2 separate regions of the Homo sapiens genome follow, and region 1 is linked to region 2. The links are chromatin contacts, found by Hi-C or POLR2A ChIA-PET in ENCODE. All regions are on one chromosome and are shown on one strand. Each heading gives the region's core, a stretch centred on a gene start or an enhancer-like site at or near the end of the contact. The rest is flanking DNA. Distances are from core to core; before and after follow the strand shown. Region 1 has its middle 28 kb from the start of MIR4472-2. Region 2 has its middle 21 kb from the start of MIR4472-2.

Evidence for each region. A loop is a pair of places that touch in the nucleus more often than their neighbours do. ChIA-PET counts read pairs that join two places held with the same protein, here RNA polymerase II (POLR2A). Pooled maps may share reads with other maps.
Region 1: a loop to region 2 is called in a map of PC-3, with 7 times the contacts of the local background. The contact joins two enhancer-like sites. A Hi-C loop is called at or near these places in 5 of 168 maps with a recorded cell type or tissue (PC-3, astrocyte of the cerebellum, breast epithelium and 2 more) and 7 of 50 pooled maps. POLR2A ChIA-PET finds 5 or more read pairs at or near these places in 1 of 52 experiments (PC-9).

Annotation. Positions count from the first base shown.
Region 1 is chr12:116,454,227-116,457,540 of GRCh38, reverse strand. No RefSeq gene overlaps it. Among named protein-coding and RNA genes, the nearest start is that of MIR4472-2, 28 kb to the right of the region's middle. RefSeq lists enhancers at 138-637, 2,358-2,896. Within about 2 kb of position 1,765, at least 29 of the 41 ENCODE cell types and tissues checked have a DNase peak (open chromatin) inside an H3K27ac peak, as active enhancers do; they include PC-3 and breast epithelium, where a contact is called at or near this core.
Region 2 is chr12:116,405,295-116,408,738 of GRCh38, reverse strand. No RefSeq gene overlaps it. Among named protein-coding and RNA genes, the nearest start is that of MIR4472-2, 21 kb to the left of the region's middle. Within about 2 kb of position 1,970, at least 7 of the 41 ENCODE cell types and tissues checked have a DNase peak (open chromatin) inside an H3K27ac peak, as active enhancers do; they include PC-3 and breast epithelium, where a contact is called at or near this core.

The DNA.
Region 1 (3,314 bases), core at 516-3,015, 49 kb before region 2:
CGTGAGATAGGGGCTAGGAAATTAGTTAATATATACACAAAGCACATGGCCAAATCCCTGGCACACAGAAAGCCCTATATAGGTGTTTGCTATGATATTCATGGTACTGCTACTACTACTACTACTAATAATAATAGGGAGCCATGGAGGGTTTTAGCAAGAGAGAAAATGAGAGTAACAGGGAGGAATGTGGATGGAAGGAGCAGGAGCAGAGATGGTTTAGACCAGTGGTTCTCAGCCAGGGGTGGTTTTAACCCCACCCCCCATCGCTACCCCCACAGGACATTTGGTCTGGAGTCATTTTTGCTGTGACCATGCGAGGGGAGTTGTTCGTGGTGGCATCTAATAGAGGCCAGAGATGCCACTAAACATCTTACAACACAGGACAGTCCCCCACAGCAAATAATCATCCAGCACTGAATGTCAATAGGACTGAGGCTGAAAAACCCAGATTTAGATTAAGTATGGGGGCTGTTGCGGAACAGAATATGGGTTGTCAAAAGGAGGCTCCAGGCAGAACAAGGGCCCTGGGGTGGCCAAAGATTGGAAGAGCCTACTCCCCTCCCTTCCCTCCTCCCGCCAAGTGAGCGCCTCTCCTCCCCATCTGCAGTGTGTGCTGAGGGTGGGGAGGATGGTAGCAGAGAAGGCATGGGTGGGGCTGGCAGGGAGAAGTGCTGGAAAGTCTACAGGCCCTGGCAGACTGGCCAGTGACCTTCTCTCCAGCTCCTGTATCACAGGCTCAACATATTCCTTGAATGGGGGTAGATATCCTGCGTCGGGGTCTGGTTTGCCTCGCGGAACACCCACCCTGGAAATAGGGACCCGTCGCCACTCAGCTTGCAGATCACAAAACCCCAGGGGCAGCTTTGCCCTTCTTCAGTCCTCAGAGTTCCAAATGTGATTTCCTTCAGTAACATAAGCACAGAGGGAAGGGAGGAGGAAAGTGAGTGGGGAAAGAGAGAAACAGCGAGTCAAAACCAGTGAGGACCACCAGGACAGAGCCTGGGAGGGACAGACAGACTCAGCAGGAGAATGAAATGTGGAGAAAGAAAAACACAGACTGAGACTGAGAAAGAGAGATCGAGACGAAGCTGGAGAGGGACAAACGGAGAGTGGTGGAGAAACAACGGAAAACCCACGTAAGAGAGAGCCAGACAGATTGAGAGTGGCAAGAAGAAACAGAAATGGAGAAGGAGCAAAAGAGAGAGAAAGGTTGACGGTGGACGGGCAGACTAAGAGTGTGAGCAAGGGACATCTTTCCTTGCAAACTCCATGGTCCGCTGCCCAGTAACTCTCCAAGGCTTTGCCATATTTCAGCCACGGAACTGGGGAATTGGGAAAGTTTTCTCATCACAGGTCCGGGACGAGTGAGCATTGTTCCCATTATTGCTGGCATTCTCTGCGAACTGGACATTAGCCAGCAGGAAATTCCTGGGACAAATCTTTCCACTCAGAGTTTTTTTAAAACTTTTATTTATTTATTTTAATTTTTTTTCTTTAGGGACAAAAGAAAAAAAAGATCAAGAGGCAAAAAGAAAAAGAAAAAAAGAAATGAACCACCTGATACAGGAAAAACATATCTAGCAACAGCCTCAGTTGGGCCAGGGGAGGCTGAGAAGCCACTGTGTCCGCTGCGCTTCATTCTTCCCCTGGAAGGATTTATGATCTCACACTGCCATGACATCACAATGCGTTGCCATGGGTCCCACTTTATTATCATAAACAAAACGCCGTTCCTTGGGCCACTGCCTGTCTGAGCAGGAGGGGAGAAAAAGCCTCTGGGTAATGTGTTTTCTTGGGAAGGCAGCTTGTTCGGAAGTCTGAAAAGCTGCAAAGATAGTTGTACATACAGTTCCCTCCCTGTAGCCTCTGGACAAGGTTTGGGACGGGAACAAGAAGGATGAAGTCAGCTCCCTGCAGGAGGATCTCCAGCTCCGCGTGTTCTCACTGCCAAAAAGCAGCTTCCCCGGGCCTCCCTCACTGCTCCAAACAATGTTTTTATTCATTCACCGAAAATGCATGGAGTACCTACTGTGTGCTAGACACTGACAGAGCTGGGGCAGGGATCAATGAAAAACGTGACGCCAGCCCCACCCCTTTCAGAATCTTTAATACTTAACAGCCCGCAAATAACATGAATGTGTAAAATTGTAATTTGGGTTAAGTCTGCTGAAGGAAGCAAACAGGAAGCTAGGATGAGAATGGAGGGAAGAGGCTATTTACATGAGCAATCTGGGAGGGCCTCTCTAAGGAGGTGACATTTTAGACCAGACTTGAAGGAGAAGTAGGAATTGGCTGTGAAGGGCAGAGGGAGGTGGCAGTAACTAAGGCAGGACCAGCCACACCAGGAAGAGTGACCGTCGGGATCTAAGTTCCCACCAGGGGCCTCTTCCCACGTATTTTATAGAATTCCTGGGTAGCTGACTCAGATGAGAGGGCTTATTATGAGGAATCATCGTTGTCATGAGTCTGAGCTGAGTAAAGCTTCCGCACCCTGCCACAACCATGCCAGAAAACCCTCATTTCCATTGCAGAACTGTCAGATCGGCACTGTGAAAACAAGTCAGCCAAGAGCAGAAATACCTGTAGGACGCAGAGGGGGCTCTCCCCAGCATAAGGCCATTTTGCAAGAAGCAAATAATGCTCTTAAGCAGCAGGAAGGAGAGAGGGAAGGGAGGGGAGAGAAGCCTTGGGGACAGATGTGGGGGCACTGCCTGTGGGTCAGGAGGCCAGGTGAAGGACAGGTGGGTAAGCCGTCCCCGCCCCTCCCAGGAGATGAACCATGAGGGAGTTAGGACTCTGGATATAGAAGAGAACGAGAGGCCAGGCATGTTGGCTCACACCTGTAATCCCAGCACTTTGGGAGTCTGAGGCAGCAGATCACCTGAGGTCAGGAGTTCAAGACCAGCCTGGCCAACATGGTGAAACCCCGTCTTTACTAAAAATACAAAAATTAGCCAGGCGTGGTGGCAAGTGCCTATAATCCCAGCCATTTGGGAGGCTGAGGCATGAGAATTGCTTGAACCTGGGAGGCTAAGGTTGCCTCCCATGTTCCAAGACCGCACCACTGCACTCCAGCCTGGGCAACAAGAGTGAGACTCTGTCTGAAAAAAAAAAAAAAGAAAAAGAATAGAACGAGAGCTTCTAGATCATCTGAACAATGATGGGGACACGGAGGCCCCAAGTAGAGAAGGAGCTGGCCTGAGGTGGTACGGGAAGTTAGGCGCAGAGCCCTTCCGCTCACTTGCTGTGTGACCTTGGGAAGCTCACTTCACATCTCTGAGCCCCTGTCCCCACTGTAACATGGGAAGAAT
Region 2 (3,444 bases), core at 721-3,220:
AGTCCAGCAGCCTCCACCCCACTGGCAGAGGTCTTCTCTCTTCTCTCTGTAACATTCCTGCAGAATGCCCTTGTGACCACAGCTTGCTCCCGCTGCCTCTTTCTGTTACGCATGTGAAAATCCATCTCCCTCTGGGCTAGTATAAATAATAATGGCTACTACTACTACGATCTTTACGATGAGCACCAGATTACGTGCTCTGTCCTGTTCACCCATTATTTCTAACCCGATGACAACCTTCCCTAAGAGATGGCTTCATATTAGCCCAGAACACTGGGGCCCAGCAATGGGAAGCCACTTGCTCAAGGTCACACAGCCAGTGGGATGGCAAGCCAGGATTCCAAGCCAGATCCTTCTCTTATTTATTTATTTTTTTCTCAATCGCCCAGGCTGGAGTGCAGTGGTGTGATCTTGGCTCACTGCAACCTCTACCTCCCAGGTTCAAGTGATTCTCCTGCCTCAGCCTCCTGAGTAGCTGGGATTACAGTTGCCTACCACCATGCCCGGCTAATTTTTGTATTTTTAGTGGAGATGGGGTTTCACCATGTTGGCCAGGCTGGTCTCAAACTCCTGACCTCAAGTGATGCGCTGGCCTCAGCCTCCCAAAGTGCTGGGGTTACAGGCATGGGCCACAGCATAGCTCATTTAATTTACCAGTCACCAAGTAGCTCATTTTAATCAGTTTCCTGATTTGGCAGGAGATGAAACAAAATGGGTACTCTCTTAGACACTGTAGTTGCCCTCCCAATAATTTATCCTAAGATATCATTCCAAATGTACACAGGCGAGGTGCAGTGGCTCACACCTGTAACCCCAACACTTTGGAAGGCCAAGGCAGAAGGATCACTTGAGGCCAGAAGTTCAAGACCAGCCTAGGTAAACTTGTGAGACCCCATCTCTACAAAAATTTTAAAAATTAGCCAAGTGTGAGACTACATACCTGTAGTCTCAGCTACATGAGAGGCTGAGGTAGGGAGACTGCTTGAGCCCAGGAGCTTGAGGCTGCAGTGAGCCATGATGGCGCCATTGCATGTCAGCCTGGGCGACAGAGTGAGACACCATTTCAAAAAAAAAGAAGAAAGAAAGAAAAAGAAAAGAATGTACACAAAGACTTAACCACAAGGCTCTTCCTCTTGACCTCTTTCACAGTAAAAAACAGAAAATCCCTAACCATACAACAAAGTAATAAAGGCTGTGATTGATATTCCCATTTCACTGATGGGAAGATGGTGCAAGAGATGTTAAGCAGCCTAGGAGTGGAACTCAGGTGGTCTGGCATCAGAGTCTGAAGCTCGGCACTATATGCTTTTGGCTTCTAGAAAAGCCTGAAAGGCTGAAAGTAACAGTGGTGCTCTCTCGGTAGTTGGACTATGGGTAGTTTGTATTTTATTGTGTTTAGAGACAGGGTCTTGCTCTATTGCCCAGGCTGGAGTGTGGTGGCATAATCATAGCTCACTGCAGCCTTGACCTACCAGGTTCAAGTGATCCTCCAGGCTCAGCCTCTCAAGTAGCTAGGACCATAGGTGTGCACCACCATGCCCAGCTAATTTTTTTGTGTTTTGTAGAGCTGAGGTCTCCCTATATTGCCCAATCTGGTCTCAAACATCTGGGCTCAAGCAATCCTCCCGCTTCGGCCTCCCAAAATCCTGGGATCACAGGTGTGAACCATCACGCCCAGCTGGTAGTTTTTATTTGTTTCCTTTTGGCCTATGCATACTCTGAATTTTCTACTGAGATCATCCATTGTTAGTATACTTTGCCTAAAAAGAAAAAGAAATACTATGTATTTAAATCAGTCAGTCAACCAACAACCAACCAATCCATCAGCTGCGCTATTTTTGCATGTCTTCTGTTGTAAATGAGCCACCTCCAGTCACAGCCAAAGTCACTGTTCCCAGTCATTGCAGCCAGAGGGGCCTTGCCCTGTGGTGTCAGCCAGGGCGTGCATCTCAGTCTGCCTCTGCTGACAGCTCCATGTAGGGCTTGTGAAATCAAGGCAGATTGCATAAGAGCGTCCCCTGGGGCCCTGGAGCTGTTTGTCACCCCTGAGTTATTTTTATTGGTTGTAAACTGAGCTCTCCTTTTTGGAAGCTTCCTGGGACTGTAGAGTATCCCAGCCTCTGCAGAGAGAGGACAATGTTGGCCAGGGCTGAGAGGGCCTTGGCCTGGAACTTTGCAGGGGCCTTTTTGCCCAGGGTCAGAAAAGGAGGGCCTGTCGCAGTGCCTCACGCCTGTAAACCCAACACTCTGGGAGGCTGAGTGGATCACCTGAGGTCGGGAGTTCAAGACCAACCTGGCCAACATGGTGAAACCTTGTCTCTACTGAAAATACAAAAATTAGCTAGGGGTGGTGGCGGGCACCTGTAATCCCAGCTACTCAGGAGGTTGAGGCAGGAGAAACGCTTGAACCTGGAAGGCAGAGGTTGCAGTGAGCTGAGATCGCACCACTGCACTCCAGCCTGGGCGACAGAGCAAGACCCTGTCTCAAAATACAAAAATAAAAATTAAAAAAAAAAAAGAAAGAAAAAAGAAAAGGGAGTCAAAAAGAGTTCAACCCCTGGCCTTGCATCCTGGGTGTTTACCCCACTTGCCTGGTGGAGAACATGATGATGCTGATGATGATGATACAAATAACACAGCCAATCTCACTTTGCACATTCATGTGGACTGTAAGAATGACCGTGCAAACTGAAAGTGTACAAAAAGATCTCAATCACCAACAGGATAAAATAAGATTATTCTGTGACCTTTAACAATCTTCTGTCAAAACACTAAAACTCTCTTACTGTTGGCTATAAATGTTTAAGGAAATGAAAAACTAGGTAAAACTAACATCTCTTTCTTATACTTCAATTTAGAACATTAGAAACATTGAAAATATAACTGTAGGCTGGGAGCAGTGGCTCACGCCTGTAATCCCAACACTTTGGGAGGCCAAGGAGGGAGGATCACTTGAGCTCAGGAGTTTGAGACCAGCCTGGGCAGCATAGTGAAACCCTGTCTCTATAAAAACTAGCCAGGCATGGTGGTGCATGCCTGTAGTCCCAGCTACCAAGGAGGCTGAAGTGGGAGGACCACTTGAGCCCAGGAGGTTGAGGCTGCAGTCAGCTGTGATTGTGCCACTATACTCCAGCATAGGCGACAGGAGTGAGACCCTAAGAAAAAATATGTGTGTGTGTGTGTGTTGTATTTCTTTGTGTAAAAACTATCAAGAATAGCCTGAACCATGCTTGCCAGCTTCTTGTTTAACTAATGATACAGAGGGAGCATCTTGTTCTATGCCTTGGCGAATTGTCATATTTCTTTCTAAGATTGGATCAGTTTCCAAAATTGTATCCTTTGAACTTTCAGTGTTGTGAAATGTCCGCAGGAGTTCCTGCCAGCCTCACTTCCTCTGGATGGACTTCGTCCTTTTCCTCACAGTGACTTCCCTCATCTATTTCT